Regions from separate parts of the Homo sapiens genome. Here region 1 is linked to region 2. A link is a loop called in an ENCODE intact Hi-C map of the cell type or tissue named here. Cell type or tissue: HCT116. All regions are shown on one strand. Each heading gives the region's core, and the rest is flanking DNA. Links, peaks and the distances in the headings are about the cores only.

Region 1 (15,567 bases), core at 3,927-11,926, 1.6 Mb after region 2:
CTCCAAGCGCTTGAAGCAGTCACATTATTATGCACTGTTCAAAGCCTTGCAGAAACAAAACTGAGACCATTCTTTGCCATTCCGTGTGAGCACAGTTTTTATTTGTAGAAAGTATCTAGAGCCCCAGACGTGGAAAGCTTACCATTTGCTTAATGGACTCTCCAGCCTACAGAAAAGGTTTTATACAAGAGGACCCCATTCCACTGGGTTCAAACAAGAGGACCTTATTGAGAAGACTGGTTACACATAGACCTGCTGAAACCCATGAGCACACAGTGTTTCCCTGAACTCTCTAATCTAGAGAGTAGTCTAAGATAGTGCTCACCAGCCCAGTGATTTGGAAAAGTTTAAATTTTCTGTCACTCATGTTTCTTATCAATAAAATGGATATAAAAGCATTACTTCCCTATTAAGTAGTGGTGAAGAATAAATGATGTGTTTTGCATGCATATGCACTATTGTCAATTCTTCCTCATCCAACTCCTCCTCCCACTTTTCCGCTTCTGGGTCAGCTCCTAAACCACTCTCCAGGCTCTATATAAAACATATTTAACATATTAGACACCTCTTACACTGGAACCCAAACTAGCTACCTAATTGGTGGTATCCCATGCAAAATCAAAATGTAGAGCCAACAGTTCAATTAATAAGAAGCTCAGGTTAGCGACATCAGAGCATTAAATCAAGCATAGGGCCTTTCTAAGAGCAGAGCCCTGAGTGACTGCATGGGTCATATATCCATGAAGCCAGCTCTGAATGGAATAGCAGGTTAATCATATTAATGTTAATTTTACAAAATGACCTCAACTCCTACTACCCCTGTTGACATCTTACTTTGGGGTTAGAGTCTGTTGTTGTGTCTATAATCTCATTACAGCCTTATAATACCCAGGGAATGTGTACTATTATGCTTCCTAGTTTACAATGAAGAATCTTGGTTGCAAAGGGTTGAATTCAGTTGAGTAAGTTGATCAAGGTAACAGAGGTTTGAGATTCAGTTCTTTGTGATTCTAAGACTGTAACACTAACAGGGGTCATCTCTTTAGGCTCAGCTAAATAATCTGACTCATAAGACTACCAAACCTAACAAAATGCTTGGCACATATTAAGGTATTAGTCACATTTGAGGAATAAATAAATGCATGAGTGAATGTATTATATATGTTACTCTGAGCTTTCTTAACTGAAAGGATGTGATCCCTTAATACATTGAATTAGTCTATTTTCACACTGTTATAAAGATACTACCTGAGACTGGGTAATTTATAAAGGAGGTTTAATTGACTCACAGTTCTGCATGGCTGGGGAGGCCTCAGGAAACTTACAATCATGGTGGATGGGGAAGCAGGCACATCTTACATGGCAGCAGGTGAGAGAGAGAACGAGAGCAAGCACAGGGGAAACTGCCACTTATAAAACCATCAGAACTCATGAGAACTCACTATCATGAGAACAGCATGGGGGAAACCACCCCCATGATTCAATCACCTCCCACCAGGCCCTTTCCTCGACACATGGGGATTACAGTTCAAGGTGAGATTTGGGTGGGGACACAGAGCTAAACCACATCATAAATTATCATTCCCTGCTCCCCTGGGAAACTTTGGCTTTCAGCAAAACAATAGGTTGAGAAAAGATGAAATGGAAGACACAACAGGAATATATTTGAGAGATTCAGACATTCATAGTTTCCCCAAATTATCTGAATGCATAGTTAAATGGTGTGTTGAATGTGTTTAGAGCTTGAAACCACCAGATTTCTTAAAGCAATTGCCCCCGCCCACTACCAGGCACACTCTAGGCATCCAATCACAGGTCAGATAAGGAAGGGAGTACCCTGTCATTAGGATGGTCCCATGAGGATTTACCTCAATGCTGCCTCTTGAGCTACGCCCTGTCCACACAACAGGAAAGTGGAAAAGATTTGGCAATCATAGAGTTAATTTGTTCTGTGTCAACAAGGCAGTGTCAAGAGGATCATATTCCCATCCAGGGTAGAATATTATGGCACACAATTCTCTCTGGTGCCTCTTTAAAAATTCCTGAACCAGGCAGGAGACAAATGGGTTGAAATGGGCATATTTGATAGAAGAGGAAATGAAACCTTAGTTATCTGTCTGCTGTAGAAAAGAAGCGCTGATATTTCTCAAACAGGCTCTAAACAAAGTAACACAAGGAAAGGGTCTTCTTTCCTACTGGCAACTTTGCATTAGGGTGTTTTCTTATCACAGTGGGATCTATCATTGTGTTTGCCTCAAATTCACTTGGTGTGTTTTTCCGTATGCGGTAGAAAAATAAAAGTAAGACTTTACATAAGACATTTACATACAAATTATATTTGGCACTTTTATAACGTACTACAAAATCTTCAGTGCACTCTGATGAGGCACAGTATAATATTATAATGGGGAAATGTGCATTTTTCTAATAACCAATTGATTTTTTTCACAGATTGATCTTCAAGGGAGTTATAATAAGGCAGAAAAAAAAATCCCCACAACGACAACAAAAAACCATGTTTGAAATCCTGACAGCTTCTTCCAATGAGAGTTGAATAAGTGGGTCTTTGAATTAACCGATGTTACACTGTTCTCTGATTGCTGTGTGTGGGGAATGCATTTTACAAACAGTGATACAGAACAAAGTCATTAGAGAGGAATGATGGAATCTCATGGTCATGACTGTGGGAAGAAGCATGGGGTCTTAATTACACGCAAGTGAAAAGGATCGCTCTTTTGCAAAGATTGAGGACTGTATTCCTAGAGGAAGCCACCTTCCTGATCCCAGTGTTCCACACAGCAGTAGAGAAGGTAACTGGACTGTGCAATAGGCAAGCAACTCACAACCAAATGGAAGGTGATTTAAAAAAACAATATTTACTGAGTGTCAAACATGAGCCAAATATTGGGTTCCACATGTATCAATTTCTATAGTCCTCATAAGAGTGCTACCCCACTACAGAAATCACTTCTACATCACGGGCATTCAAGTTGTTGATTAAATACATGATATTAATCAATCCATTTTATAAAACTGATACCCAGAGAAATGAAAGAAGTTGTGTAGTCATGCCGGGGTTCAAACCCAGCTCTGTCAAAGGCTGAAGCCTTTCCAGTGCCCCCACCTCCTCTGCTGAATGCAGATATATGTTCCTTTATCCAGAGAAGGAAGAAATTGGAATGGAAAATTAACAAGAAGAAATGAGACCAATTTCTTTTTGACATGAGGAGGTATCCTAGGCTGTATAAATTCATGGGCTATAAATACTGTTGCCTTTATGGGCCCCTTTTTCCATTAAAAGGTCTTTAAAATTATATTATATGGCTGAGTTGGTATAAAGACAAAATCCAAAATGAATTTTTTTCTTCTGATTTTAGAAGAAAGTAAAAACATTTTCATGGATCTTAAAAGTACCATGAAACTGGGCACAGTGGCTCATGCCTATCATCCCAGCACTCTGGGAGGTTGAGGTGGGAGGATCACCTCAGACCACGCAGGGAAACATAGGGAGACCTAGTCTCTACAAAAAATAAAAAATTAGCTGGGCATGGTGGTGCACCTGTAATCCCAGCTACTCAGGAGGCTGAGATGGAAGGATCGCCTGAGCCTGGGATTTTGAGGCTGCAGTGAGCCGTGATCCTGCCACTGCACTCCAGGCTTGGTGACAGAGCAAGATCCTATCTCAAAAAAGAAAAAGTATCATAGGTTCCAGGCACCGCACTTACTGTGTCTCACAGAGAAGGCAGCCCTGACACTGGTGTGTAAAAACTCCATTCACTCAAAGAACCGTGCACACACACACACACACACACACACACACAAAACCTGTTCTAAATCCACATATCTGCCAGGTTTTGCTGTTCACAATGTTTACAAAATACCATGGAAATAAACCCCTATTGGCTGTTAGGATTCTGTTTGATTGCATATACTGGAAACCCATCTATAATGGCTTAACCAAACAGGAGATTTTTCTATGACATAGGTCCAGATGTGGTCATTCGCAGTTGGTACAGCAACTCATGGGGAGTCATAAAGGACCCACACTCTTGCTGACTTCCTCTCTGGCATCATTACCAAGCCTCTTTGCTCCTCGCGGAAGCAAGGTTCTCCACCTCTGAGCATCCTATTTGCATTCCAGGCAAGATGCAGGGGAGAGTGCTAAGGACGGAGGACAAAAACCTTGACTTCTAGAAGCTTTTTAGGGAGGAGAGGGGTGGAAGGACGTCTTCTGCAGAGACTTCTGCTTATATCTCATTGGACGTAATTGAGTCCCAGGATACCCCAGATCTGGAAAAGTATTTTCAATTAGAATAATTGCTTCCCCAAACAAAATCAGGGTTGTTAGTAAGAAAGAACATGGAGAATGCATAGGCAATTCAGCAGCGTCAACTTCAACAACCATAATTTATCTAAAGCAAAATGATTCTCTAAATGCACGACCAAATCTTTGAAAGGATCTCAGATCAGGAAAGTTTCAGCCTAGCAGAAAACTGGGAGACTTCTTAGATTTTCACCAGTGCAAGATAATCCAAGCCACTCTGCCCTCTGTTAGTGCCTGGGAAAACTGAGAAGTAGATATAAAATTACGCTTTCCATTAGCTAATAAGTCTGTGGCACCCGTTTCCCCAGGCTGCATTCGTTTATACAAATCACTTGTTTTCTAGTGTAAGACAATAGAGTTGTCTTTTCTGGGTCCATTAAAATAGGTATCTCATTCACATCAACTTCTCCCTGGAGAAATCTTGTCGGCTTGCTGATGTTTACCTGAAGTACTGTTCCCTCAATAGAAACACGGCGTATGCCGCATGATGCCTCTTGCTGCTCTGCTGGCCTGGCGATCCCAAACCCAGCTGATTGCTGCCTCTCCTATAGGACCGTGAGCATGATGGAACCCTTGCTACTGAGCACAATTCTTTGTTTATAAGCTTCCAATTGTTTATGTTTTTATATTTTTTATTTGTACACATGTATGGAGCACATGCAAAATTTTGTTACATGTATATAATGTGTAGTTATGAATGGTATTCAGTATTCAGGGTGTCCATTATCCAAGTACAATACATTTTTAAGTATAGTCACTACTCTGCTATTGAATAAATAATTTCTTCCATCTATCTTACTATGTTTGTACCCTTTAACCCACTTCTCTTCATCCTCCTCCCCAATCCCACTCACCCTTCCCTGTCTGATATTTATCTTTCTACTCTCCACCTCCATGTGATCAATTTTTCAGCTCCCATATAAGTGAGAACATGCCATATTTGTCTTTCTGTGCCTGGCTTATTTCACTTATGATAATGACCTCCAGTTCCATCCATGTTGCTGCAAATGACATGATTTTTTTTCCTTTTCTTTTTCTTTTTTGAGATGGATTCTCGCTCTCCTCTGTCCCCAGGCTGGAATGATCTCGGCTCACTGCAAACTCTGCCTCCCAGGTTCAAGCAATCCTCCTGCCTCAGCCTCCTGAGTACCTGGGATTACAGGCAATCACCACCACTCAAGGCTAATTTTTGTATTTTTAGTAGAGATGGGGTTTTGCCATGTCAGCCAGGCTGGTCTCAAACTCCTGACCTCGGCCCCCCAAAGTGCTGGGATTACAGGCATGAGCCACTGCGCCCTGCCATCATTCTTTTTGAGGGCCAAGCAATATTACATCGTATATATATATTCCACACTTTCTTGATACATTCATCCACTGAGGGACATTTACATTGATTTTGTATCTTTGTTATTGTAAATACTGAGCACAAGTCTTGGTAATGAAATCACACAGTGTTTGTGGACAAAACTATGGACAGGACGCAACAAAATATTGACTGTTGTACTGGGATCTGACTAGTGCGACCACGTGTCCCAGTTTGCCCAGTACAAGGGTTTTTTCCCCAGCCTTGGGATTTTCTATGCTATAAGCAGGAAAGTCCAGGGAAAGCTACGATAAGTTGGTCATGGTGAGAACAATCTTTATGCAGCATTGGCTTCGAACCTATCTAAAATAATATCATTAATAGAAACTAATGTTTATTGAGTGATAGCCCTGTACCAGGCACTATCCTGAAGACTTTACATTTATTACATTTATTACACTATTTAATCCTCGCAAGAACATTATTATTATTATTATTATTTTTTTTTTTTTTTTTTTTTTTTTGAGATGGAGCCTTGCTCTGTCGCCCAGGCTGGAGTGCAGTGGCTTGATTTCGGCTCACTGCAAGCTCCGCCTCCCAGGTTCACGCCATTCTTCTGCCTCAGCCTCCGGAGTAGCTGGGACTACAGGCACCCGCCACCACGCCCAGCTAATTTTTTGTATTTTTTTTTTATTAGAGACGGGCTTTCACCATGTTACCCAGGGTGGTCTCGATCTCCTGACCTCGTGATCCGCCCTCCTTGGCCTCCCAAAGTGCTGGGTTTACAGGCGTGAGCCACCACACCCAGCCAAGAACTTTAAAAGGAAGGGATGATTGCTATTCCCATTTTAAAAATGAGGAAACAGAGATGCAAATTGTTTAACCTACCTAAAGATTAACAGTAGAAGCAGCAGAGCCTGGACCCAAACCCAGGCAGGCTGGCTCTGAAACACAACCTCCTTACCAGGACTCAGTGCTGCCTCACTCAGATCCCCCAGAGATGTTGGGCCATGTGAGCCGAAGTCCATTTGCTGCTTGGGCAGCTGGTCCCCTACTCCTCCATCTGCTGTTATCTGCTGATATGCGACAGAACTTTCATTTTATGACGGTAAAAGAGAAGGGGATTCTTGGCCGTGCAGAAGCTTTTTAACTTGATATGATCCCATTTGTCCATGTGACTTGTAGATGTAGACACTGTATTTGTTTCTTTTTCTTGCTCTTTTCTTAGAGACAGGGTCTCACTATGTTGCCCAAGCAAGACTCACAACTCCTGGGTTCAGTCCATCCTGCCTCCTCAGCCTCTGGAGTAGCTGGGACAACGGGTGCAAGCCATTGCAGCCAGCCGGGAAGGGACATTTTATTCATGAGTTATTTTTGTAGTTTTCAACTGGGGAAATTTTGTTTACGGTGATTATACCTGGTGGGGGTGCTACTGCCATCTAGTGGGTGAAGTCCAAAGATGCTGCTAAGCACCCTGCAGTGCGCAGGGCAGCCCCCGCCGCAGAGAATGAGCCAGCTCAGGTGATCAATAATGCCGAGGGGGAGAAAGCCCACCTTATCTGACTCCTCACAAAGTCCTACAAATCACTATTTTACAAAGTAGGAACCTGAACCTCAGAGAGACCGAGGTCCCGCTAAGGGTCAAGGAACCTGTAAGCAGCAGAACAGGAACTGGAGTCCGGGTCTATCACCCAAGCCCACACTCTTTGCTGCCCAGTTCTGGACAACTTTATATCCTATCTGTGGGCAGAAAACACACCTTTCTGCCTGCTCTGACTTGCCGCATCCTGTGGCGGGATTGGCATTTAGTACTTAGTACTTGTCCATTAGCAATTTGATAATCTAATAACAGCCAAGAGAATACATAGTTATATTTGTATGCCAATCCTTCCCCTTCTCCAGTCTTATCAGCCACATGTCCAGGCTGCTTCTTAACTGCCCATGGTTTCAACTTTAGCTTCTATTCTCACCAGTTATGAGAACTTGAACTTAGCTTCCCCGAGCCTCAGGCTCCTCCCCTGTAAAAGGCAGATGTGCTTTCCTAATAGGCTTGTAGGGAGGATTAAATGAGATAATTCCTCATCACCTTCTGTGGCACAAAGGAGAACACACAATGATATATCAGCTCTTGTCATTCCAATTTCTAGTCCTCTGGACAAAAAAAAAAAAAAAAAAACTGGCTCAAATAATAGGTGAAAGTTGTTTCCATTTATCAGTGATGAATAGAGCTTATATTATGATTCAGGACACAGAGAAATATACATGAAGAGATACACACTGAAAACAAAGTTTCACAAAACATACTCACCATTATCAAGTGTGATTCACTCTGATATTTTCTGTCTTATTTAGAGAATGATGGTTGCAACACATTAAATTGATTTCACCCCACAGTTTTAAAAAGAGTACATGCTGTATAATTCCATCTATATAAAATTCTAGAAAAGACAAAACAATTGAGTGAGAAAGCAAATAAATGGTTTCCTAAGGCCAAAGGGTGGGGGGAGTTGATTATGAAGATTTAGGAGGAAACTCCTTGAGGTGATGAAATGATCTAAATCTTGATATCTTGTTTGTGACAGTGGTTATGTCACTGTGTACCTTTGCCAAAACTCCTCAACTACACTTACAAAAGACCAGATATTATGTCAATTAGAACTCTATGAAGCTGATTGTTTAGAAGAGCATTATGATAGTAAATGCCAATGTTTTATCCTATCTGATTTGGAATTTTTTAGCATTGAAATGACATAGTATAGGAAGTAAGTATTTAGGAAGCCAGGAACCCTTCACTATTGATCAATCCTCAAAATTGATAACTGATGGTGCTCAGAAAACTACCCCAAAATCTGGCACCTTAGCACTTGTGAAAACAGTAGAAGCAGGAAGGTATCTCTTACTTTCCACCTCATCTTTCCTGAAACAGGACATAAAACCTAGGAAAGTCACTGACATTCTCCTTCCCTTCTCCCTCAAAGACCTGATAGGAGGGATGTCACACAGAGAATCCAAGAAGAATCTGAACAAAGAGGCCTACCTAAGTTCCTCCCAGTTTATTACCATTGGATCACATTTTTCTTCCAATTATACTTCTATGTGACTGTCCATAAAAATATACAGGTTTTCCTTTTTCTAGAAAATCTTTATTTTTGAAATCTCCTGTGTCATGTAAAACTTTAAGGTCTTCATTTTGAAGCCTCTTGTGTCACATTAAATAAATTTGTATACTTTTCTCTTGTTAATATGTCTTTTGTGACAGGAGTCTTAGCCATGAACTTCAGCACAGGTAAGGAAAAGAGATTTTTTTCCCGCTACATAGCTGTATTTGTCCATTTTCATGCTGCTGATAATGATATACTTGAGACTGGATAATTTATAAAGAAAAAGAGGTTTAATGGACTCACAGTTCCAAGTGGCTGGGGAGACCTCACAATCATGGTGGAAGGTGAAAGGCATGTCTTACATGGTGGCAGACAAGAAAGAATGAGAAGCAATGAAAGGAGTTTGCCCTTATAAAACCATCAGATCTTCTAAGACTTATTCACTACCCCAAGAACAGTGTGGGGGAAACCACCTCCATGATTCAAATATCTCCCACCAGCTCCCTCCCACAACACATGGGAATTATGGGAGCTACAATTTAAGATGAGGTTTGGGTGGGGACACAGCCAAACCATATCAATAGCCATTTTTTTCAAAACCGATAACATTCTTGAGACCAATTCTATGAAAGATCCTATCTGAGGGCCTTATTATTTCATGAAGTAATCCTAAACACATTCTAAGTTAGGCATTGTTTTAATTATCTGAGAGATGAGGAAACAAACAACAGTTAAAGTTACTTATCTAAACTTATGCAGCTGATAAGTGGCAGAAGGTGAGATTCAGACTTAGGTCTGAATCTGAATTCCATGACACATAGTTTTAACCTTCAGGGACACAACCTCCCATGAGGAAAGTCTCTATTTTCTATTTCCCTTTAAGTTCTTTCTCTAAGTCACTTGACTTCAACAACCATTTGTCATTGCTTAAATGTTGCATCCAATCTGCTGCTGCCACTTGAAGAGATAACTTTCCTGTTTTGACAGATGTTAGATGTTACATATCAAATAATGTTACAGCACAAAAGCAATAATTCCATCAGTTTGGTTTTCTATAAGAAGGTTGATTCATAACCAAAAACCAAAAACTATTTTAAGGGACCTTCATGCAAAGACTAAGGTCACGGCATTTTCAGTCTTTCCAGATAACTGTGATCAAGTTTCACATCTATCAGTCTATTAGTAACATCTGGACAAAGGTATTTACTGGACTGTCAGGCTATTATGAAACTCCCCACACTGTTGGTGCTAAAGAAGATGAATTAAGGGGTCAGAGCTTTAAAGTCTCAGGGAAAAAAAAAAGGAGTAAAAATATTAACTGATTAGAAAAGCAGAATTAATGGAAGAAAGATCGCCTTACCCTACCCTGGGAATCATATGGTCAGTAGGTGCCACCATGTTACACAAGCATCACTTTGTCTCTCTCCACTTATAAAATAATATTATTAATGGCTAATATACAATTAACAATCTCCATAGCAACCCAATTTAACTTGGAGGGTTTAAATGGAAGGCCTACTGCTGATTTTGGCTCACTGACATTTTCTTCTATTCTCTGACCTACAAGGTATTAACCAACACAAGATTCTTTTTCATTAGTTTCAATTCTTAAAAACTGGGACATTGCACACACTAGAAGTTCTAGCTTCTAATTAATCAAAAACACAAAAACAAAAACTGAAGATTTAGAAACTTTGGGACCCCACATTCCCATATAGCCTCATTTGGCCGGATTTGAGTGAATTTGCCCATTCGACAGGGGCTCTGCTCCCCAGTCTCCATGGACCCCACTGCCCTCCAGGTAGGCCCAACCTCACACGTGGACCATTTCCTACCCAGCCACCATACGCATTTGAACTTGGCCCCTGGTTGAAATATAAGAATAACTAATTTTCTTAGTTAAAATAAAAAAAAGTATTCTGCCTCTTACTAATGCTGATGGATGGCTCAATTATTACTTAGATGCTTGGCCTTAAAAAATGATGGGCCAAAGTTGTCATAATGAAAAACTCACTTATTTTTCCCACTAGCATGCTCTGGGGGAGTAGCCAGAATTGCCCCATTGTACAGCAAGGAACACCAAGGCCAAGTAGAATAACGAGATTTCACAGTGTGGTAGAAATAGTGCCAGTTTTAGAATTCTGACTGGCTCAATTCAAGACCATTCCTACTTCCTGGCTATCAAAATTTGAGTGCTTCCCCCCTCTCTCAATTTCCTCCTCTGAAAATAAAATACTCACGCGTACATGAGCATCAAGTAGGATTATTAAAAAAAAAAAATCTCTGGAACAAAGCGCCTTCTCAGTAAGTACTAATTCCCTTTGTCCCTCCCCTACAACATGGAATTTATGGGTGTCTTTACGTATAAGACCATGAGCATCTTTTATTTTATACATACTCTTTCATTTCAGTCTGCATGACATGATGAGGAGAGGCATTTGATTTGGAACGAACCATAAAAGCACCTCACACCTGATCATCTTACAATTGCCAAAGAATTTCCATACAGATAACTTCATTTGATCTTAACTAGCCTCTGAGATAGAATAGTAGCTATCATTTTACAGATGATGATATTGGATCAGATACCCTGCATTCCAGCTACCTATGGAATTTTTCCAATTCTGACTCTTGCTGTGTCGGAGTCTCGCTCTGTCGCCAGGCTGGAGTGCAGTGGTGCCATCTCAGCTCACTGCAACCTCTCCCTCCCAGGTTCAAGCGATTCTCCTGTCTCCACCACCCGAGTAGCTGGGACTACAGGCATGTGCCACCAAGCCCAGCTAATTTTCATATTTTTAGTAGAGACAAGGTTTTGCCATGTTGGCCAAGATGGTCTCGATCTCCTGACCTCATGATCTGCCTGCCTCGGCCTCCCAGAGTGCTGGGATTACAGGCGTGAGCCATCGCGCCCAGCCATGACTCTTTCTTATAGTACTAGTGGGGTGTACAAAATGGTAACCCCAAAATCTGGCACCTTGGATATTGAAAAAAGAACAGAAGCAGAAAGATCTCTCTGACCTTCTCTTGTCACTTTCTACCCTAAAGCAGGCCATAGAAACTAACATTCCCCTTGTCCCTTCTTCTCTGAGGGCCATAAAATCCAGGAAGGTCAGTCTCTACCTTCTCCTTCTCTTCTGCCCTGAAAATCCTCTTGTGACAGATGTCCTGCCCTATACCCAGAGGGAAGGAACATCACACAGGGAAACCAAGAAGAATTGGAACAAACAGGCCTTGCTAAGCTCCCCTGAGTTTATTACTATTGGATCACACCCTTTTGTCCTCCATTCATACTTCTTACTATCTGTAAAAATAGTTTTCCCTGGGTCTGTGAGTTTTTATTAATCAAGTTTCCCATGTCAGGGAACGTTTCTATTAAATATATTTATTATGCTTTTCTCTTGCTAATCTGTCTTTTGTCATAGGGGTCTGAGCCATAAGCCTAGTGATAAGTGAAGAAAGATTTTTTTTCTCCCCTATAGCTCCTTGAAAGGCATTTAAAAAGTTATTATCACTACCAAGCTGAGAAAACAATCAACGATCAATGTAACACAACCACATTATAACTGAGAGGTCTCTCAGAGCACAAGTCTTTCCTCCCACACAACAGTTCCTAAAGTGGCGTCCTTGGAATCTCAACCCTAAAAGATATTTCAAGGAAAAGAATTCTCCAATGTTTCAAAAACTATTCTAGGATCTACAATTTAGTTTAAAATAGCAAAGACGACAAAGACACTAATTGGAAATTTACATTCCAGGAGTTGTGAGTTGGCATTTGGTAAAAGAAAAACTCAAACGAAACACAGGAATCAAAACTCCTTACTCCAGAAGTGGCTTCTGCTATTTTTATTCCTTGTCAACACCAGAAGTTTGTTAATGAAAAAGTGGGTTTTAGAAGTGCGCTCTTGGTGAATAAAGGGTATGCAAGGATAAATGGAATAGCTAGAAACACTGTGGACATTCCCATTCTTTGGGGGATTACGGAGTACAGCTCCTGCGGGCCCCAGCAAGTACCTTCACTTGCAAAATGGTGCCCTCACAAGCTTAGAATTCCCAACTGGTCTTCATTTGAACTCCTCCACCTCCAGCTGGAAACTCAGCTGAATGTTACTGCCAGAATATTGTCCTATCGGCCTCAAGAAATCTTTCCCATGCAATGCAAGCAGAACATCTGAAAGTACAGAGAGCTCACTGCTCAGCCCATATCACTGTCTTTGTGTCTGCTGACAAATGGTTATTAGCAAGTATCTGGAAATGTGGTGCATTTTGCACTGGAAACCACTAATTGATGGCCATGTTTGAGAGTAAAGGCCTGTCCTCACCTCCTAGTTATTGGAAGCTACTGAATTATTTTTAATTATTTTTCTGAGTCCCAACAGGAAACAAGAAACTACTGATGTAACAACCACCAGTCAAATTGGTTGCAAGAAAAACACTGCATCTTTTATATGCATTGGACCTACTGTTTACTAAATGTAAGGCTCCAACAACTCTGCGAAGTACTTGGTTTGACTCAACACTTACCAAAAATTCACTTAAGAACAAACTTTTTTTCTCCCCGTCTTAGGAACCTCAATTGGCATCTCATGGAACACATTTGGGGAAATCCTAGACTAGCCCTGTCTGACCCTCTCACTATTAACTGACATTTCCTCCAGGCAAAGAGAGGACCAGAATTAGACACTGGCTTTTATGTCTTCAGAGCTGAGTTCTTCCTATTGTTGTCTGCTCTTTTCTTCCTTCTCCAAGTAAATCAGAGGATCATCAGAAACCCTATTGAAGCCTCCCTCGGACGGCACTGTGATCTTTATCTTCAAAGCCATCCTGCTAGGGCTCCGCTTGAAATTTGCATGACAGCTGAAGGAAAATAAATTGGGGGGCTGGCTCCCTTTGATAACCAAATGATCCTCTTTCTTTCTTTGTTCTGAAGGTACAACTCTAAAAGGAATTCAGTGATGAGGAAAATAATTCTATAGCATTTAGCTCTGTGCAGTCACTGTGACTGGCTTGAGGATTTGATTAAAATAGGAACCCTGTGGCTTCTGTCCTCAACCGAGGTCAATTATTAAATGACTGGACTGCGAGTTTTAAAAGGCGAGCATCAGTCCTGGGTGGGAGCCACATGAAGAAGCACAAAAGAGACAGAAAAAGTCAACGAACAATCCCCAGTCCCGCTCAGTTGCCTTCTTCTCAAGGGGCACCTTCAGGACAGGGCGGCTACGGAATCAGGAGACCCAGTGTAAAATGAAAACGTGAACTTCCTGTTCCAAAAGCAGGAAAAAAAGTGGGTCAAAGGAACTAAAATACAAACATTTTTCCTTTCTTCCTCTCAACTTGTCATTGTAGGTTTTTTATTGCTATTTGATGTCATAAGTAAAAACAAAAAACTGAAATTTTAAATTATGGGCATGAATTTCACCATTTACCTTTATATTGTATAATGTCCTTTCTAAATGTTAATATAAGAACATGTAATTCATGTGCTGAATCACGAAAATTACACAGCTCATTTTTCCTAGCTCATATACTTGCTTATGTGTTCTCTTCTTGCCAAAACAGCAGAAATGCTGCATAGAACTACCCCACTTCTTTGCATCTCATTACTTGATACATGCATATTCTACCGACACTCCACTGTCAGAGTCATTTGAACCAGAGCAACTCCATCTTGAATACGAGCTGGGTAGAATAAAGCTGAGACCTACTGGGCTGCATTCCCAGATAGTTATGGCATTCTAAGTCACAGGATGAGATTGGAGGTCTGCAAAATACAGGTCATAAAGACCTTGCTGATAAAACAGGTTGCAATAAAGAAGCGGGCTAAGACTCATCAAAACCAAGGTGGCGATGAGAGTGACCTGTGGTCGTCCTCACTGCTACACTCCCACCAGCACCATGACAGTTTACAAAATCCATGGTAATGTCAGGAAGTTCCCCTGCATGGTCTAAAAAAGGGGAGAATCCTCAGTTACAGAAATCACCCACTCCTTTCCTGGAAAACTCATGAATAATCCACCCCTTGTTTAGCATATAATCAATAACCATAAAAATGGGCAACCAGCAGCCCTTAGGGCTCCTCTGCCTATGGAGGAGCCATTCTTTTATTTCTTTACTTTCATAATAAACTTGCTTTCACTTTATAGACTCACCTCAAATTCCTTCTTGTGTGAGATCCGAGAACCCTCTGTTTGGGTCTGGATTGGGACCCTTTTCCAGTAACACTACCACTGGCTTACTGATGAACAAGGAAGGAAATCCGGGTTGCTCCAGATTTGCTTTTCCTTCTGTGTTGTACGAGGAAGCAATGTACGTAAGAAAGGTTGAAATAGGCTTCCTCAGATGTTTATATTTCTTAGAATGCCATTGCCTTCTTTCTGCATTTGAAGCAAGCTCTGATTCAAAGGAAAAGCCGCTTCGGGGCCGTGGCCCCTCTTACTCAGCGACAGAGGTGACATACTTCCCTTTTGAACCCCAGGTATCTGAGACAGGTCTCAATTTAGGAAGTTTATTTGGCCAAAGTTTAGCACACACGCCCATGACACAGCCTCAGGAGGTCCTGATGACAGGTGCCCAGGGTGGTCAGGGCATAGCTTGGTTTTATATATTTTAGGGAGACATGAGACATCAATCAATACATGAAAGATGTACACTGGGGCCGGGTGTGGTGGCTTACACCTGTAATCCCGGCACTTTGGGAGGCCAAGGCAGGTGGATCACGAGGTCAGGAGTTCAAGACCAGCCTGGCCAACGTGGTGAAACCCCGTCTCTACTAAAAATACAAAAAATTAGCCGGGCGTAGTGGCGGATGTCTGTAATCCCAGCTACTCGGGAGGCTGAGGCAG
Region 2 (15,567 bases), core at 4,896-12,895:
GCTTCAAGATTTTCCTTTTGCCTCTGTGCCATTAGTTGCAAACCCCTGGGTCAGAGGTCCGTGCTTACATTTGTTGATTTTTTTTTCTTGAGACAGAGTCTTGTTCTGTTCCCCAGACTAGAGTGCAGTGGTGCAATCATGGCTCACTGCAGCCTCCAACTCCTGGGCTTGTCAAGCAATCCTCCCACCTCAGCCTCCCAAGTAGCTGGGACTACAGGTGCATGCCACCATGCCTGGCTATATTGCCCAGGCTAGTCTGGAACTCCTGGCCCCAAGCAGTCTTCCTATTTTGACCTCCCAAAGTGCTGGGATTACAGGAGTGAGCCACAAATCTCACTCAGCCATTTGTTGAATTTATCCGTGTCCTAATATGCTTTCAACTTTTGGTTAACAGCCTGGTAGAAAGGAGAAGTTAGCAGAAAAATGAAACAGTGTAGTAAGTTCTCTGATGGGGAGTCTCTGGGGCCTGGGGAGCATTGCTGAAGCCATTTTGCTCATCCCAGAAAGCTTGGTTTAAGGTGGTCCATGTTAATGTGACACATAAGGGCTTAACATGCTCCCTTTGCTCTTTTGAATTAGTGGATTATTTAACGTAGTACAATAGCACCTTTTTCTGAGCACTATTTTCCAGGCATGTGATTGGATGTTCACATACACCACCTTGGCAGCCTGCATAAAATCAGGCCCCCATGTGGTTCTGTCCCAATGTGGCATCACAGTCAAAGAAATAAGGTGGAGAGGAACAAAATGAGGGTAATGCAGGCCATTTCATCCCCCTGAGAACATTTGGCAATGTCTGGAGACATTTTTGTCATGTGTTAGGATTTGGGGAGTTACTGGCATCTCATGGGTAGAGGCCGGAGATGCTACTAAACATGCTAACAGCACAGGACAGCCTCCTACAACAGAGAATGAGCTGCTTCCAAATGTCAGTGATGTTGAGGCTGAGAAACTCAGGTGAAATGCAGTGAAAATATTTAGTGCATTCTCTCCAGAGAATGCCAAGGGGTCAGAGAATACATGCCAATTGCACAGCCAAACTGCTTGAGAATCCTGACTCGATCTATCCTTCTCTGTGGACCCATCACATGGATGGCAGCTTCTTTCTTGGCCCAGTCTCAGTGGTATTCTTGACTTCCTCTCCTCTCCTGCCTTATTTCTGGGCCTTACTCCCCCTCTCCTCTAATGGTTTTATTTTGAGCATAGGTTTTCTCAAACTTCAATTTTTCAAACATTCCTATTCTGAATTTTAAAATGCCTGTATCCCATTAATTTAATTTTTTTTTTCCTTTGGAGACAGTCTTGCTCTATTGCCCAGGCTGGAGTGCAGTGGTGCGATCTTGACTCACTGCAACCTCTGCCTCCTGGGTTCAAGTGATTCTTGTGCCTCAGTCTCCTGAGTAGCTGAGATTACAGGCATGCTCCACCGTGCCCAGCTAATTTTTGTATTTTTTAGTAGAGACAGGGTTTCACCATGTTGGCTAGGCTGGTCTCGAACTCCTGGCCTCAAGTAATCCACCCACCTCAGCCTCCCAAGGTGCTGAGATTACAGGCGTGCTCCACCATACCCAGCAAGTTTTTGTGTTTTTTAGTAGAGACGGGGTTTCACCATGTTGGCTAGGCTGGTCTCGAACTCCTGGCCTCAGGTAATCCACCCACCTCAGCCTTCCAAGGTGCTGGGATTACAGGTGTGAGCCACATCGCCGGCTTTATTTAATTTTATCCTAGTCAACTCACTTCTTTCTTTGCAGGTACCACTCAAGTCTCATGTTTAGCAATACTATTTTAAAAATCATGAGTTTTATAAACAATATAATATACATTCAGACATACATATTATGTTAATACACTTTAAAATATTCAAATTGTTGTTTACTTGGAAAGTTATTCTGTGAAAAAAAAGTGGGCACGTGTTGATATGTGTACTCATCACAAACCATCTTGTATGCCTCCCGTGGAATTCACTTTGTACTTGTAGAAACATTAGGCTAAACTTTCACCTTCTCCTCTCCTTCCCCTCATTAATAACTGCTGTTTTCAGGAACCTCAGAGACGAGGGGCAGGAAAACTGCAGGCAACTTCAGAAATGTCTAGAGTCCAGCAAGCGAAGGGGAAAGGGGACGTGAAGTTCACGTGCTAATTATTTTTGGACATTGTTATACTTCACTGAATCATCACAGCTGCTTGCTGCCATGTAAGTAGGTGGAGCTCCCACCTTGCAGATAAGCCAATGAGGTGCCCAGAGGTCAAGAGACTTGCCTAAGGATGCACACCCAGCGCTGCCTGGCTCCTCCTCCAAAGCCTTTTTTTCCCTTGCTGGCACTACCGCCTTGGGTGTCCTTGTGTGTTGGTTTTTATCCACATCTCTGATGATTAAAGAAAAGTGGATTCAATGTGTAAGTGCTTCTTTAAGCCTGTAGCGTTAGTGGTCATTTTCCAATCATCTCAGCTCTGCCTCATCCCTGCTGAGTAGTATCGGTCAAGACAGTCAAGATGATTCACGTCTGTGATCCACAGATTCCTTATCTATAGGACAAGAGGTAAAAGTGCCTGCCTTACGGGGTTTTGGCGAGGATTAAATAAGTTAATATACCTAGGTGCTTAGTAAAGTATCAGCCACATAATAAACACCATATCATGTCTTTTGTTATTATTTTTGTTGATTTGGCTCCTAAATAAATGCTCTTAGATATGAAAGGTTGAGTTCTCTGATTGAAGGGTTTATCTTGTATTCTGCATTTCGTTATCTGGTTCTTCCAAGTTTCTAGATTTGCCTTGGTTTTTGGATGATCCAACATTAATTTAAGGTAGGTGACACCCCGACCTGAAAGGATGACAGGAAGGGGTGATAGGGCAGACATGTAAGCTCCTGAGGTGTTGATTTTTGTTATTCTTTAAGGATAATAATCAGAACTTGTTGGTTTTGGTGGTTTTCTGAGTTTGGTGTACATCATACACCGTGTATACCAAACTCGGAAAATCACCTGTGGATTTTAAAATTTTCAGATATCTGGAGATGACCTCTGATCTATTGGATCATGAGATTCAGGGAACAGGCTGTCTTTCTCAAACTTCACATGGTGCTGACAGTCACCAAAATTTGAGAATCTCCAGTGTGCTATATTCTCTTTGGTTAGATTTGAGCTCATATTTAAATGTGTTAATAAAGTCACATATTTTTATTGACTATTTTTATCTCCTAGGCACTACTTTCTGGTGAGAGAGATTGATGAGAATTAATCAAATAAATTAACAAGAAAATATAAAATAGTAATAAGAGCTGTGATAAAACAGTGATGGTGTGAGTGACTGAGGTCCTCCTTTAGAGAGCGCAGTCAGGGAAGGCATCTCTGAGGATTTGGGCTGGAGGCTGATAAGAAGGAGCATGTGCCAGGAAGATCTGAGGTAGAGACCCGAGGCAGGGGGAACAGTGGTTGCAAAGGCCCTGGGGCAGAGAGGAGCATATGGCAAATGCGAGTCTGGTTTGGGGCGGGGCAGAGGCATGGTGTAAGGGGAGGCTGGAGAGTTAGCAGAAGAGATCAGATGACTAGAGTTTAGCAGGGCTGGGTAAGGAACTGGGCTTTTATTCAAAAGGTAATGGGAGACACTGAAGAGTTTTGAGCAGAAGTGTAATATAATCTGATTTATATTTTTAAATAATTGCACTAGCTGCTATGTGGAGAATGGATTTTAGTGGAGGTGAGCGTGAATTAAAAAATGTTTTCAGCCAGAGAGGCTAGCGTATGTTTTAGCACCCAGCCTCTATAGAAAGATTTCAAAATTAAATTCAAAAGTTCATCTTAAATAAGGACAACAGGCAACAACTTCTCAGGACTCAGAGAATCAAGTACTGCAGGGATTCTGCCTTGGGGATGGGGGTGAAAATCGATAAATGAATTAACAGATGAGCTAAAATCATGGTGTGCTTTTACTTCCAACAATTAAGCATTTTCAAACATGACTGTCCTGCCGCTTAAAACATCTGGTGAGTTCCCACTTGAGAATCTGAGAAAGTGGTCGCGGAGGAGACAGTGGCACCCCAGCGTTCAGGGTTGTTCACTAGGGAAACGGATGCTTTAGTAACTTACCTCTTTGATGCACTCCCCAGGGCTACTCACAGACTTTGGAAAATTTATAGCAAGTTAAAGAATTAATTGTGCCTTTTGATTTTTATGACATCTCTCTGGAAACTCTGCTGGGAACATCTGGACCTGTGTGTGGTAGAAACATGCATCAAGTTCTCTCTGCATGGCGACACGTGGCTCCCAAGTCATTGGGTCCCAGTTCAAAGGTTCCTGTGTCATCATGAGAGGGGCTAGGACACTGGTTGGATTTGGGGGTGGGGGCTGGCCAGCCTGAATCTCCCTATCTCTACTTGCTGGCCGAGTTCCTATAGACAAGCTCCTTAACCTCTCCGAGTTTCACATAGCTCATCTGCAAAATCAGGATAACCATGGTATCTACCTGGTAGGGTTATCACAAGGAGCAAATGCCTGTGAAGTGCTTAGCACAGTCCCTGGCGTGGGGTCAGCATTCTAGGCAGAAGAGTACTTTTACTTCGCATAATACTCATTTGAAAATCCTCTATGCCCTTGCTCTTTAAGATGGGGACCCCCAACCAGCAGCCACGTCCCCGAGGAGCTTGTCGGAGTTAGAAATGCAGACTCTTAGTCCCTACCTTGGACCTGCCGAATCAGATTCTGCACTTGCACAGGATCCCAGGTGATGCTCGTGGGCCTTCCAGTTTGGAAGTGCCCCTGCAAGCTAAAACATACAGGGAGGAGAGGGGGACTAGTTTTGATGATGAAAACCTGCTGGCAGCAGCATATTGGTGCAAAAGGACATCAGCCCCAGGATGCAGAATATACCATGACCCTAACTAGGTGGGTGCTCCTGGACAACCATATCACCCCTCCAAGGCTAAATTTCTTCATTTGTAAAATGACTCACCTATTTTAGAGGTTTGCTAATGGGATAAAATGAAATAGTGTGAAAACTGATATAAGAGTGAAAAGTAAGTTATTTTTATCTTGTTTACATAGAAAAAAGACATAATCCCTATAGCTATTCATATCACTTTCAAGTAATTAGATTCCCCATTCTCTACATTTACCCACTGAGCGGCCATGGAAAGTCCTGTAATTTAGTGTCTTGATTAAAATAATGGAGAACGACAGTGGCCCGGGAACCACAAACCTGGTATTTTTGGAAACTAAATGGGAGAGTTTTGTAGTTTGGCTAAAAGGCATTGCCCTAGAAAAGACTAGCACTGTGATCAATGGAGCTGTTTATGCCACTTACAAAGTCATCACTGAATTGCAGTGAAACATACCATGGCCGTGTGCAGGAGTCACCAGAATGATTCCAGGGTGTATTTCAATGTAACACACGTTTAGCAGCCATAAAAGCTTTTTATTATTTCCAAACATCATAACCAAAGCAAGAAAGGAATGGTTTTGCTTATATTAGCAGAAAATCTTCAAGTATTAAAGAACCCCAGTATATGCTAGTGCAAGATAAACACACAATTGCACCCCAAGACACAGCTTAATATAAGAATTTGTGACAGGGGGAGATATGGGGACAGCCAGAAAGCACAAATTGAAGTTATCTTGGGCAGAAAAGGATCTGACAATGCGAGCACTAGTCAGCCAGTCTCACCCTTTGCTCCCAGGAATGAATTCCTGTACTTGATAGGATATAGACATTGATAACAGGGTCACTCAACTTTAACACAATGCCAAGCAAAAAGGGAAAAGAACAAAAAAACTTTCTCTTTCATAGATAATATTGAAGAAGTCCTGTGATAGAGATGCAATTACTATAAGCAAAAACAAGGGCTCCCAAGAAAGTCACACAGTGGTTCTACGGTTTCTCAAACTATCTTAAGCTACAGTAAAGCAATTTCTTGTGATACACACACACACACACACACACACACACACACACACACACGTATATACATGTACCCCAACCCATGATTTCCTTTCTTGTTTTAAAGGCTAAAAGTAAATGATAGAAAAAAAGAAGTTATTTTAAAAAGATTAATCTATACCTTAAAATAGCAAGGTATCAAAATACACGTACACAAGTATATTCTGATTGTCCAAAGCACTTTCTCTCTTTCGTTAGAGTTTTGAAGGTTGTCTTAGATTTAATCCATAAAAACAAAACAACAACACACACCAACACAACAACAGAAAAATAGAAGTGGGTTACATCCTCATGCTACCTTTGGGGGTGGGGACAACTGAAGGGATATGGGGGTAAGAAAAGGGGAAAACGGCATAGCATTGCTCCTTTCACAAAGAGACAATTGTCTAACTGTAAATAGAATAATAGAGTAGAACTCAGTCTCCTACGGAGTTATAAGTGCAAAGCTATCTCTCCGTGTAGCTGGCAGCAGGAGGTCGTAGCTGTAACAGGTTTGCTTGCAAGAGATCTGAACCACCCTTATTGTTCATGAGAATCCTTCAGTCTGGTCTGGCCTGGAGCATGAAGACGTGGGTGTGGAGCAGATGAGCAGACAGGCGTCGCACACCCTGGGTGTTTGGAAATGAGTGCAGAGAGCATGCAGAGAAGCCTTCGCTGATTTCTCCCAGTGACTATTTGGGAAATCAGAGTTTGTGACTTACCCATCTTGGAATCCTTTCAGAGAATCTGTTGTTCACCAATTTTCCCCTTTAAAAGGCTTTGTAAACTTAAAAACAAACGACAAGTACAATCATGGCTGTTAACACATTTTTATATTTTCTAAGTATATATATTTTTCTTTCTAAACACCTCACGTGGATGGAAAGTCAAAAGTGACCCGACTGATGATCATTTCCATGGCCCTGCATCCTATCCCAAGTTCATGCCGTTGCAGCCACAGAGAATCTCCCTAAAGGTGTTGCGCAATTCCAGGCTCCGGAAAGCGTAGATGAGTGGGTCGATGACGGAGTTGCACATGATGAGGACCAGGTAGGTGTTGAAGTGGGCAGTGTAGCAGATGCAGTAGGGGTTGGTGGGGCAGGTGATGATGAGGACCAGGTGGAGGAAGAAGGGGGCCCAGCAGAAGATGAACACGCCCAGGAGAATGGTGATGGTGACTGCCCCCTTCATGCATGAGTGTTGCTGTGGGGCCACCCCGTCGGCAGGTGGCAGTGCTGCTATGCGCTTGACGTGCAGCCGCGCAAAGAGGAACATGTGCACGTAGAGGGTGCCCATGAGGAGCATCATGGCGAAGAACATGGTGATGAGGCACACAATGACCATTTTGCTCTCCGAGTAGACGATGAACACCACGCCACAGACGCCGCAGCAGACCCAGATGGCCACGATCAAGGTGAGGGCCTTCCTCACGGTCATGATGCTGTGGTAGCGGAGCGCGTAAAAGATGGTGACGTACCTGTCGACGGCGATGGCCAGGAGGTTGCAGATGGAGGCCACCAGGGAGATGCAGATCATGGAGTCGAAGATGTTGTCCATGTGCTGGATAAACTGGTCCTCGAAGGTCAGGTAGTCGCTGTGGACGATGGCGATCATGATGGTCTCCAGGGCATTGGACACACTTACCAGCATGTCGGCCACCGCCAGGCTGCAGAGAAAGAAGTACATCGGGGAGTGCAGGTTGCCGTTCCTGACCACGGCCAGGATAACCAGGATGTTTTCCAGCAGACTGACGATGCCCAGAGACAGGAAAACCTCGGGCTTGATGAAGACCTGCTCACAGAAGGCGCTGCTGCTCTGGTTGCTGAAGAAAGGGGCTTGGAGGTGCTCCGAGCCATTAGGCAGTGTTGGCTGAACAGAGGGCAGGCAGCACGAAGCATTCATTGCTGTCAGAAGGGCTGATCCGAGCTGGGGCTCCAGCAGGGTCCGTAGGAAGCTGCTGCTGCTCACAGGAAAGACAAAATCTCCCTCCAGATACGTCTTTTGGATGCTCATTCAATCTGGCCTTAGAGTTTATTCTCCTCTAGAATAAAAGGATGGGGAGGGTAGAGAGACAGATAGTGAGAGAGGGTGGAGGAAGAGACAGAGAGAGAGAGAGACATACACACAGAGAGAAAGAGCGAAGGGGGAAGAGAGAGAGAGAGGGAGAGTAGCTAGTTAGTAGCTAGCATGCAAGTTTGTAGCTTGGAGACATAGGGAGAACTTTGCTGTTCCAGGAGGAGCAGTTTTTATCTTGTTTACATAGAAAAAATACACCATAGGGTCTCTTACCAGCTGTCTTCCTTCTGTCTCCCTCTCACCCCTCTGTTTGTCTCTCCTCACTTCCCCACCTGGGAACAGAAAACCTGCCACCGGCTGCTACAGTTACAGCTCTTTTCATGGCAAGACAGGGGATGTGTTACTTGTCGCTAGAAGTGAAGGGAGAACACTCAGGTTTTTCATATTGGCCAAGGGCAAACAACTCCTACTTAATCTTCAGCGCAGCAGAATGACCACTGAGCATCGGGCACCTCTCTGACTGACAGCAGGTACCTGGCCCTGAGGATTCTGCAGGGAGATTAAGAAGCAGACTAGTGCCCTCTGCAGGCCGCACGGCTGTCTGCTTGCTGGCTTGGCTTAGCCCTTTGTGTTTGTCATGGAAACTGCCACAGGCATCCACTCATCTGTTCATTTGTTTGTTTATTTGTTAGTTCATTCATTTGTTGTTGTTGTTTAGCAAACATTTATTGAGCGCCTACTATGTGTCAGGTCTCTGCTGAGTGCAGGAAATACAGTGGTGAGCAAGACAACAGCCACTATCTCAGGCTTCCCCGAACTCAGAGTCTGGGGTGGAAGAAGAGGAATCAATAAATGCTTGAATCAGGAAAGTCCAGGAAACCAGGGATGCAAAGAGGAAGAGCCCTAACCCGGACTGTCAAAGTTCCTGGAGGAAGGAGCACCTATGCTTTGACTTCAAGGAGGAAGAGGTCATATCCAGTTTGGGGTGGGTGGTGGGGTGGGGGCTGGAGCTGGAGGAGGTAGAAGAGGACTCCAGGCAGAGGGAATCACACGTCTGCAGCCTGGAGGCAGAGAGCACCCTGGCCATAGAAGTCATCACAGATTGTGGATGTGGAGATCCCATTTGACCCGCGGAGTCAGAATCACCCAGGTGTAAGACCTGAACAAGTGTGTTTGCAATTTTTGACAGGTGAGCTGGGGCATAGTCACAGTTGAGCTCCACTGAAAAAGAATCTTGGGCTTTTGAAAGTGCTGAAAGTAGTCTGCTCTGGTCAGAGCATGGAAATAGGAGACACAATCTGAGAAATGAGGCTGCACAGTTTCTTAAAAAGTTGAGAGGTGCCTGAATCCTGAAGGACAGCCTCAGCCAGATGTGAGAATTTGGACAGTACCTTGACAGCAATGGGGACTGTGGAAGAAACATAGGTAGGGCAGGAATGAGATGGGGTCTGCATTTTAGAAATATTCCTGGTTGCAGGGTGGAGAATGAATTAGACAGACTGAGCATGTAGGCCAGGGAGTCCGGGGCAGAGGGTGTTGCAAAGACCCAGGGTGAGATGATGGTGGCCTGGAGCAAGGGAGTGGCCATGGGGACTTGGAAGACTTGGAGGGTGGTCAGAGAGATTCAGAAGGTTGGATAATGCAGCTTCAGAACTGATGGGTTATGGGATCATGGGAGAGGGAGCAGTCAGAAACACCTGTACTTCTTTCTTACATAATGGGGAGGATGGAGATGTTTTAAGCTGGAAAATGTGAAAGGCAGAAGTTAGCAGGTGGCCTACTAATGTAGTGTTGTTCTTGGAAGTATGGTTTAACACTTGGTCCATGTTAGATCTGATTCCCCATGTAGATCATATGAACTCAGAAAACACTGAGTCTTCTCATCCCTACACACACACACACACACACACACACACACACACACGCACATTCTAGGTGAATTAATGATCCATCTCTCCATGTAACTATGTATGTGTGTGTAGGTGTGAGAAATATTAAAAATATGCATATGGAAATAGAAGAAAACTTAGGATCCTTGGGGTGGAAAGATCTTAAGCAAGATGAGCAATCCAAAATTTAGTATGGAAAAACACCCTGAACTAAGTTAAAAGAAAAACAGAATGAAAATATTTGCTATAGGTAAAGTTACTATCTCTTACATACAAAGACTACTTTCACATTAACTAGAAAAAGATAAATTACCCCTAAGAAAATTGGGCAAAGGATATAAATAATAATTTACTGAAGAGAAGATGCAAATGGTTAATAAACATGAAAAGATGTGAAGCCATCTAGGAAGTTGGGGAAATGCCAGTCAAAATGAGATTTTAATATCGTTTTCCCAGCTAGATTGACAAGAGATAAAAAGATGCAAAATTCAGGTAAGAATATCGGGAGGACACTCTCATGCATTTCTAGTGTTTGTGAATAGTTTCACCATTTGGCAGTTCTTACTAAAATAAAAAAAAAGCCTGTTGGTATGAGTTTCTGTCTATGAACTGAGGGGCATGAGAAATACTTTTGTTTATTTGCTTTTTTTAAAAAAATATTTTGTCAAGAGCATGAGTTTAAGTTGCCCTGAATATACATTTCCACTTCTGTTTATTTTCAACAGAACGACTTAATTTCTGATGCCAAGCCACCATTCTTCTAGGTTGGAAAAAAACACATTCTTAATCCTTTTGGGAACTTCTCTTACCCTCAGGGTCACATCCAGTCTGTGGTTTCAAGGGCATGAGTCATACATGTAAAGCTAGACTATAAGGCAGGGACCATTCATTATCTACTAGGTCTTTTCCTGCTCTGTGCTTGGCACGTGCTGAGCACTGACCACCTTTTCCTGCTTTCATTCTCTGGTCGTGTGCATCCTTCAAAGAGAGCAGCTGGGACCTAGTACTTAAAATCTGTGTCCTCAGAGGTATCATCATCACTCATGAGTGTTTATTTGGTCTTCTCCAAACACTACTTCCCACTTTCCTGGGGGAGTTGCACAGATGCAGCATTACGTTTTAACTGAATCTTGCATGAATGAATTGGCTTTATTAATAACAATTGTAGGACATGACAGTCTCTGTCAGTGTTTACCGTATGTTGTTGGCATATGTGGGGGTGTCTGTTTTGAATCAGTTATAATAAATGTAACAAGGAGATTCTTATTCTAGGAGATAATGAACCCAGGTGGTCTCTTTGCCTGAAAAGCTCTTCCTCAATTTTGTGACTGGTATACCCTCCTTATTCTTCAAGATCCAGCTTAAATGTCAACTATTTTTTACAGCTTTTCTTAAATTTCATACACTAATTTACCACCCTTTCTCCTTGCTGACAAGCTGACAGGGTTCAGTACTCCTTCCCCACTCTCAAAAGCACAAGCAACAAGAGAAAAAAAAAGTGGGCCAGGCATGGTGGCTCATGCCTGTAATCCTAGCACTTTGGGAGGCTGAGGCAGGTGGATCACCTGAGGTCAGGAGTTTAAGACCAGCCTGGCCAACATGGCAAAACCCTGTCTCCTCTACTAATAATACAAAAATTAGCCAGGTGTGGTGGTGCACGCCTATAATCCCAGCTACTCGAGTGGCTGAGACAAGAGAATTGCTTGAACCCAGGTATCAGAGGTTGTAGTGAGCTGAGATTGCACCACTGCACTCCAGCCTGGGCAACAGAGCGAACGAGACACTGTCTCAAAAAAAAAAAAAAAAAAGTAAATTGGACTTCCTCAAAATTAACAACTTTTGTGTTTTAAAAGATGCCACAAAAATGAGAAGACAACACAAAGAATGGGAGAAAGTAATTACAAATCAGATATCTGATAAGGGACATGTATCTGGAATACATAGAGAACATTTACAATTTAATATTATAACAAAAAGACATATTGCCCAATTTAATGATTGGAAGCAAAGGATTTGAATAGACATTTCACCGAGGAAGATATCACATGTCCAACAAGCACATGAAAAAAGACTCAATATGATTAGTCATTAGTGAAAATACTAAAATACACTAAAAATCCATTGAATTGTCCACTTTAGGTGAATTGTATGGTATATTGACGCTATCTCAACAAAGCTGTTTTAAAAATGACATGCAGAATATTGCATAATTAGAGGTCACATCCATGCCACGAAAAGGGGGACAGTTTGGCCAGCAGTCATGTTAGAACACAACGATTAGATTTTATTATAAATATGAACTTTTCATGAGGGGCAGATGCTGCTGATGCCTGTGTCCCTGCACCCAGCTTACCTCTGATTTCAACAGCCGTTTGCTGGACAGCTCCCCCAGTTCCGTGGGAGCTCAGATTCAACTTACACTGCCAGGGTGCCACTTTAAGGGTGACGAACACATTCTGCCCCAGAGTCTTCCCTGGTGTGTGTGTGTGTGGCATTCCTCATCTGACAAAGTTCAACCTGGAAATGAGGGGGGAGTAAATGACCCCAGGGGCAACGCTCAACTAATGAGGGCCAGAGGCAATAGATACATTCTTCAGCTCCCCCATCCTGCAGGTGGACAATGGCAGATGCTGTGTATGCTTCCCAGATATCCCCTGAACCTCCATCACCTACTGCAACTGCTTGATAATGTGTCTTATAATTGGCTTTTGCTCCGTATCCATCTCATTCTCTCTAAGCCCTCAGACCTGTTTCCCAGGATCACCTCTCAAATAAATTACATGCTCCCAAGTCTCTGTCACAAGTTCAGCTTTAGGGGAATAGGGTCCAAATTAAGGACTACAGAAGACCTCCTGTGCACCAGGCTTCTTTGGCATACTCTTTCCCTTGCTTGATTACTTACTCCTAGAAGTCAGGGCTGTGGGTTGTCCACACAATACCTATTCTCTTCTTCCTCACCAATGGACTCCTGCTTTACTGGGGCAAGAGCATGTCCAGCTGCAATACTAATGTGCCAGCCTCCCTTGAAGACCAGGTAGCTACATGATCCAATACTTGACAGTGATGTAAGGGAAGTCTTCTATGGAAGTTCCAGGGAGGCAATTCAAGTAACCCAGCCAGCAAACTTCAACAGGCACAAACTCTTCTGCTCTTGACTGTTTCTCCTTTTTACTGCCTGGAATGATGATGTAAAGGCTGGAGCTCTATCCCTCATTTTATAAGTGTGAAGACAAGGGCCTGATCCTGTGAATGTGGAGCCCAAACCTGAAAGACTTCTGAATCTCAGATGACTTTAGAGAGAGGTAGTCCCAGCCCTGAATTGCTTACCTTTAGGTTTCAAGTTGTATCACAGAAAAATAATCCTTTATTTCTTTAAGCTCTCATTATGTGGGATTTTCTGTTTCATGCAGCTGAACTCAACTTCTGGCAGAAGGCCATCTTTAGCTCTGATTTCTGTCAGAAATATATCAAGTACTTAATACGTGTCTGAAAGGAAGAAGCCTTTAGCTTTCTCTGTTTTGGTTTCAGACAATCTTAATTATGTAAAACCCCAGTAGACTCTACTAGTTAGACAGAAAAGGAAGCGACTTCATTTCCTCAACTTTGTAATTATATCTATAATTATTTTGGCTATTAGACTGTATAATGCTTATGGGCAGAAACTGACTTGTTCATCTTTATATGCCAGCACCTAGCACAATACTTCTATATTCTTAAAGGAGATGCAGTAGGCAGCTTCAAAGTACTATCGCAGTACTGCCATTATGGAAAATGGGAAGTTTGTTTAAAAGTTAAACATAAATTTACCATATGATCTAGCAATTTCTCCCCTAAATGTCTACCCTAGAAGAAACATATGTCCACACAAAGACTTGAAAGTGAATATTTATAGAAGCATTATTCATAATTGCTAAAAATGCAAACAACTTAATGTCCATCAGATGATGACTAGACAGACAAAATATAGTATATCCATACAATAAATTACTATTAAGCAATAAAAAGGAATACAAAATTGGTACATGTGCCATATGAATGAGCCTCAAAAGCATGACATAGGTGGAAGAAGTCAGACATAAAAGACAACATACAGTATGCCACTACTTCTAAAAAATATCCAGAGAAGACAAATCTATGGGGACAAGCAGATTAGTAGTGGCCTGGGATTAGAGGTGGAAATGGGAATAACTATAAACAGGCATTAGGGATTTTATTGGGATGATGAAAATGTTAGAAAACTGGATAATGGTGATGTTGCTCAACTCAGCAAGTTTACTAAAAATCACTCATTTGTATCCTAAAAATGGGTAAAGTCTATGGTATGCAAATATACCCGTAATAAAGTCGTTAAAACAAGTAACTGTGATTGTATTCCTTGTGTCTTTAACATATTATAGTCACATAAAGAATGAATAATGAATATGCTAAATAGATTGATTTAGCCATTCCACAATGTATATGTATATCAACACGTTATATACCATAAATATAAGCAATTTTCACTTGTCAGTTAAAAGTAAGAAAAAAATGAAAAAAAAAAAAAGAATCACCAATGATGTATCCTTTCACAATGTTGACTAGAATGACATCCTTTCTGAAAGCACATAAAATTAACGCTTGTGAAACATACAGTATGTGCAGCCCATTTCTAATCTCCAGGCCCTTCTCTGATTCCCTGGAAGTTCTAAGAACCCATCCAAAGCTAATGACTCTGGTGAGCTCTAGGTTGTGCAGCTCATGATTGAACATCCTCTCAGCTTCCAGTCATCATTAATTGTTCCTTTAATCTGGACTGACATTTTATTCTCATAGTCACCAGCTTTGACTTTATTCCCTTTTATTATTATTATTATTATACTTTAAGTTCTAGGGTACATGTGCACAATGTGCAGGTTTGTTACATATGTATACATGTGCCATGTTGGTGTGCTGCACCCAGTAACTCGTCATTTATATTAGGTATATCTCCTAATGCTATCCCTCCCATGACAGGCCCCAGTGTGTGATGTTCCCCACCCTGTGTCCAAGTGTTCTCATTGTTCAATTGCCACCTATGAGTGAGAACCTGCGGTGTTTGGTTTTCTATCCTTGCAATAGTTTGCTCAGAATGCTGGTTTCCAGCTTTATCCATGTCCCTACAAAGGACATGAACTCATCCTTTTTTTTTATGGCTGCATAGTATTCCATGGTGTATATGTGCCACATTTTCTGAATCCAGACTATCATTGATGGACATTTGGGTTGGTTCCAAGTCTTTGCTATTGTGAATAGTGCCGCAATAAACATTTGTGTGCATGTGTCTTTATAGCAGCATGATTTAGAATCCTTTGGGTATATACCCAGTAATGGGATGGCTGGGTCAAATGGTATTTCTAGTTCCAGATCCTTGAGGAATCGTCACACTGTCTTCCACAATGGTTGAACCAGTTTACAGTCCCGCCAACAGTGTAAAAGTGTTCCTATTTCTCCACATCTTCTCCAGCACCTGTTGTTTCCTGACTTTTTAATGATTGCCATTCTAACTGGTGGGAGATAGTATCTCATTATAGTTTTGATTTGCATTTCTCTGATGGCCAGTAATGACGAGCATTTTGTAACATGTCTGTTGGCTGCATAAATATCTTCTTTTGAGAAGTGTCTGTTCATATCCTTTGCCCACTTGTTGATGGGGTTGTTTGATTTTTTTCTTGTAAATTTGTTTAAGTTCTTTGTAGATTCTGGATATTAGCCCTTTGTCAGATGGGTAGAT

What was found. Peaks named below come from ENCODE experiments on the same cell type or tissue, not always from the same donor. Only the 100,000 strongest peaks of a DNase experiment are listed, where the experiment ranks them.
Region 1: a loop joins it to region 2, with 8 times the contacts of the local background. A loop is called at or near these places in 3 of 110 quality-filtered maps.

Annotation. Positions count from the first base shown.
Region 1 is chr20:54,660,238-54,675,804 of GRCh38, reverse strand. No RefSeq gene overlaps it. Among named protein-coding and RNA genes, the nearest start is that of DOK5, 190 kb to the right of the region's middle. RefSeq lists an enhancer at 13,375-13,879. In HCT116, for the core only: a CTCF peak has its summit at 7,064 (motif pointing left); no DNase peak of the experiment used is centred there; H3K27me3 peaks cover 54 bases.
Region 2 is chr20:56,241,092-56,256,658 of GRCh38, reverse strand. MC3R (melanocortin 3 receptor) reads right to left here and starts at 7,927. Exons shown (of 1, transcript NM_019888.3): 1 at 6,844-7,927. The coding sequence starts at 7,815. The coding sequence ends at 6,844. RefSeq lists a silencer at 8,457-8,526. In HCT116, for the core only: CTCF peaks have their summits at 7,118 (motif pointing right) and 8,516 (motif pointing left); DNase peaks (open chromatin) are centred at 7,108 and 8,488.